Regions from separate parts of the Homo sapiens genome. Here region 1 is linked to region 2. The links are chromatin loops, found by intact Hi-C in ENCODE. Cell type or tissue: K562. All regions are shown on one strand.

Region 1 (2,500 bases), 270 kb after region 2:
TAACTGATTTAAGGGGCCTGAAAATGATTTGGACAGACTATAAAGAAAATAAAAATGAGATCAGTATGAAGAAGTCAATACCACACACCTTTTTCAAATTTGACAAAAACATTTAAGTTCTGAAATATTTCAGGTAAAAAAATAAAATATGTGATAAGAGAGAGGCTTACCTGAGATGTACTTTAGGAAATCTGGACTTCACTTCTTTCTTATATTCCCCCTTTTCACTCTCAACACATGAAACGCTGAAAATGGAATTTTTGCTTCTTGTATTAGAAGAATTCAACATTTAAATTTCTTAGAAAGTTTTGAATCTGATACTTATAATATTTGCCAATCTGTCCATGAAAGAACATGCATTCTAGAGAATGTCTGACAAAAGAGAGGGCAAAATTTTATCTCTTATGAATATTCAGGCCAGGTGCAGTGGCTCACACCTGTAATCCCAGCACTTTGGGAGGCCGAGGTGGTTGAATCGCTTGAGCTCAGGAGTTCGAGACTAGCCTAGATAACATGGCGAAACCCTGTCTCTACAAAAAATACAAAAATTAGCCTGGCATGATGGTGTGCACCTGTAGTCGCAGCTACTCTGGAGGCTGAGGTGAGAGGATCCCTTGATCCCAGGAGGTGGAGGTTTCAGTGAGCTGAGATTGTACCACTGTACTCCAGCCTGAGCAACAGAGTGAGACCCTGTCTCAAAAAAAAAAAAAAAGTATATTCACAGTATTGGGTGCTTGTGCAAAGTGGACATAGGGTACTTAGTTCTTAAGACTTATCAGCAATATGTTATTTCAATTTCATAAGCAAGTAAGATAAATAGTGGCTTTGCAGTTATCACACACTCTATCAATGGGATGTTGTCAAGATAGAATCTCAGTTGTAAGCTCTCTATTCAGAGTCTTGTCTATAAAGTTGTATTGCTTCTATAACTCAAACAAGATCAAGTTGTAGCTGGCACCATTTTCCTCAGAGTAGGAAAGATATAACTGACTCCTGTTTAAGAAATGTCAAAAGTCACCGGAATTCATACTGCCAAGAACAACATGTGTGTGACATGTTGCTAAGCTTCCCTCTGCAGGTTTCCCCTCTGTGTCAGTGGTATGAACCCAGCAGCTCAGAATGAGGTAATTTCACAAAGGTGGGCATGTTGAACCCTTATGGCATCCTTCAGATAATGCATAGGTCAGAGATGGAATAAACAAAGCAATATGCTGAAAGCCAGCTGTTTAAGTGAGGAGGAACAGGCCTGGGAGTAAAGGGCTACATGGAGGATTGCAGTTAGGCTCAGGGGCTCTCCTGAAAGGTGAGCTTGCCCTGTTGGTGCTTATCTTACACAGTGAAAGGAAAGGAGGAAAACTGTCTCCAATTAGAACCAGGGAGAGCTGGTGATGCTGGGGCTGCCTCTATCTAAACCCTGATCTCATACTGCTTCCCTGTGGAGAATTATCTGAACTGCAGCTTCCCTCTGTGGGCCCCTGCCTGTCATGTCCATCCAGTGTGGTCTCGAGCCTGGACTTGGTATCATCCAACAGCAGGAAAAAAAAAAATTTCTGTTAAGAACCTTAGCAAAAAGAATGGGGAGGCCATGAGAAAATGGTCTTCTCCTGAGTCCAGAGTCATATCTCACAACAGGCTGATCTGACACGTCTGCATCCTCACCCTTCCCTTTTTACATACCTTTTTAAAAAGCCCAAAGCCTCCGTCTGCCCAATGGTGTTCCTTCGGTTCTGCTTTCGCAGATATATGTTGTGGCTTGCACCCTGGGGAATTCCAAATCAATTGTTAAAATTCCCTACTATTTCCCTGAATATTTTTCACAAAAGCCAAATCACAAGGCTATGGCCAACATAGAGGTTTCCACTTTTATCTTTTTATAATTATTATCACAGCTTTCTGCTTGTCTTCCTCCATACCCACCCAAGGAAGTGTAGACATAGGCATTAACAAGAATACCCCTACCCTTCAGCTACCCTTCTTCAGAGGGCATTAGGGCAATAAAACACATTTTAGATATAGATCTATAGCTGACTATTTCATTATGATATAAAAACAGTACTGTAGGAACATTACAGTTAGTATGGTGGTTCAATTTTTTTATTTCTCTATAATTTAAAAACCAGAGGCCAGGTGCAGTGACTCACACCTGTAATCCCAGCACTTGGAGAGGCTGAGGCAGGAGGATTGCTTGAACCCAGGAGTTCGAGACCAGCCTGACCAACATAGTGGAATGCCATCTGTTTATTTTATTTTATTTTATTTTATTTTATTTTATTTTACTTTATTTTGAGACAGAGTCTCACTCTGTCACCCAGGCTGGAGTGCAGCGGCGCAATCTCAGCTCACTGCAACCTCCGCCTCCCAGGTTTAAGCAATTCTCCTGCCTCAGCCTCCCAAGTAGCTGGGACTACAGGCACGCACCACTATGCCTGGCTAATTTTTGTATTTTTAGTAGAGTCAGGGTTTCACCATGTTGGCCAGGCTGGTCTCGAACTCCTGACCT
Region 2 (2,500 bases):
TGATCTGCCCGCCTCGGCCTCCCAAAGTGCTGGGATTACAGGCATGAGCCACTGTGCCCGGCCCAATTCTTAATCTAATAAATATTCAACTTCTCTGCTAGAAAAATATTTTCCATTCCCACAGGCAATAAAAAGTAGAGAAATCCCTTCGTGTTTTGCTTCAGTCTAAGTCAGTAGTTCTCAACAGGGAGTGATTTTGTACCTCTTCATTCCCCCAAACACAGGGGATATCTGTTGTTATCTGAAGGCATTTTTGGTTGTCACAACTGGGAGGGGGTTGCTATGGGCATCTAGTGGGTAAAGGCCAGGGATGTCCCTGAACATCTTACAATGCACCAGTCAGCTCCCTACATCAGAGAAGGATCTGGCCCAGAATGTCAATAATGCTGAGGTCGAGAAACCCTGGTCTAAGTCATCATTAAGCAAGGTCCTTGGTGGAGTTTTGGGAGCTCACAGAATGTGGAGTTGGCATGGGCTTGCCCTCACAATGCTCCTGTATAATCTGGGTTAGGAGGCATCTTGTCTGATAAGAGAGACATAGTTCTTAACTTTGTGCTTGGGGAGTTTATAGTTTAAAGAGAATTGTATAGAAACATGATGCATTTAACCAATATTTATCCATTTAACATGTATTAATTGAGCTCCTATTGTATTCCAGGTTCTATGTATGGCACTAAAGATGCCCTAAATGAGTTCCCACTCCATGCACCTGGGAGAGAGTTTTCCTTCCCCTCAGTCCTGTTTCCAGTTACCACGGTGGGCAAGTTTTGCCTAATATGCTTGTGGGTGGGAAGGAAGGATATTCCAGAAGAATAAAAGGTAGTATAAAGAGATGCTAGAGAGCTGAGTACTTACAACACAGAGTATATGATGAACAGCACTTAGAAAAGTAGAAGCCAAACTTGTGGGAAGGAAAAAAAAAGACTTGAGTTTCATTGTAAGAGCAGGCATGCCTCCTGGAGTCAAGAAGGCAGCCCAGCACTGGAGACGCTGCTCAGACTTGAGACTGGTAACTGCGGTCAGACCCGGGTCAGGTGATTGGAATTCCCTCAGCTGCATGACTAACAGGATTCAACATGGACAGCCCCGCTCTTCAACATGCTTTGGAGCTCACAGCAAGTGTTCTGTGAACATGGTAGAAAGAGAGAAAACTTAGCAAGCACAGTGCAGACTGAAGTGCTCGGTTACTCTCACATGGAGATCTTCCTCCTTTGTATCCCTTGCACAGTAGAATTTGCCATGAATGGTGAAAGAGGAGGATCCCCAGAAAGTTGGGAGTAGGTCAAATACTTGATTCTGAATTGTCCTTCAGGAACTTTAGGGACATGAGCAAATTCCTTTTCTCATGAAGTAGGATGCAGAAGAAGTAGGCTTCATATAGGATTATTACATGCATTCATTTGAAATTTATTAAACACCCACAATGTGCAGGAATTATTCTATGTACTTCAAAGGTTTTTTTTGTTTTTTTTTTTTGAGATGGAGTCTCGCTCTTGTCTCCCAGGCTGGAGTGCAATGGCACGATCTCGGCTCATTGCAACCTCTGCCTCCCAGGTTCAAGTGATTCTCCTCCCTCAGCTTCCCAAGTAGCTGGGATTACAGGTGCCTGCCACCATGCCCAGCTAATTTTTGTATTTTTGGTAGAGACAGGGTTTCGCCATGTTGGCCAGGCCTCGAACTCTTGACCTAAGGTGATCCGCCTGCCTTAGCCTCCCAAAGTACTGGGATTACAGGCATGAGCCACTGCTCCCGGCCATACTTCAAAGTTACAAGGATATGTTTGTTCATTATTCATTCATTCACTAACAGTCATATAGTGAACCCCTACTATATGTCTGGCGCCATGCTAAATGGTTAGATACCGAAATGAAACAGTCTCTGTCTTCAAGAGTTCATAGGAAACAACCAGTTCTTAAATTTCAACCATGTACCAGGCATTGAGCCAAGAGCTTTATGCACATGATTTCTTTAATACTCACAACAACCTCAAGTCTACTTTATAGATGAGGAAAATAAAAGCCCAATAAGTTTAAGCCAACAGTATGGTTATTCTTCCAAAACTTGATAATAGAACTACCATAGGATTCACCAGTTCTACTTCTGGATATATATCCAAAAGAATTGAGGAAGTCAGGGTCTCAAAAAGATATCTGTACACCCATGTTCATAGCAGCATTATTCACAATGGCCAAAAAGTGGAAGCAACCCAAGTGTCCATCAGTGGATAAATAGATAAACAAAATGTGGCATATCCATAAAATGGAATATTATTCAGCCTTAAAAAGGAAAGAAATTGAAGGCCGGGCATGGTGGCTCACGCCTGTAATCCCAGCACTTTGGGAGGCCGAGGCAGGCAGATCATGAGGTCAGGAGATCGAGACCATCCTGGCTAACATGGTGAAACGCCGTCTCTACTAAAAATACAAAAAATTAGCTGGGCGTGGTGGCGCACACCTGTAGTCCCAGCTACTCGGGAGGTTGTGGCAGGAGAATGGCATGA

The links. Hi-C counts contacts between places; a loop is a spot of excess contacts. Peaks named below come from ENCODE experiments on the same cell type or tissue, not always from the same donor. Only the 100,000 strongest peaks of a DNase experiment are listed, where the experiment ranks them.
Region 1: it touches region 2 in a loop (2.1-fold over the local background); 1 of 110 quality-filtered maps calls a loop at or near these places.

The regions. Positions count from the first base shown.
Region 1 is chr17:48,214,707-48,217,206 of GRCh38, reverse strand. The region is part of intron 4 of SKAP1 (src kinase associated phosphoprotein 1); the gene reads left to right. Among named protein-coding and RNA genes, the nearest start is that of MIR1203, 59 kb to the right of the region's middle. In K562, a CTCF peak has its summit at 1,436; a DNase peak (open chromatin) is centred at 1,416.
Region 2 is chr17:48,485,265-48,487,764 of GRCh38, reverse strand. It overlaps LOC124904019 (a long non-coding RNA gene), which reads left to right. Exons shown (of 2, transcript XR_007065828.1): 2 at 659-833. Among named protein-coding and RNA genes, the nearest start is that of HOXB1, 44 kb to the left of the region's middle. In K562, a CTCF peak has its summit at 957; a DNase peak (open chromatin) is centred at 1,014.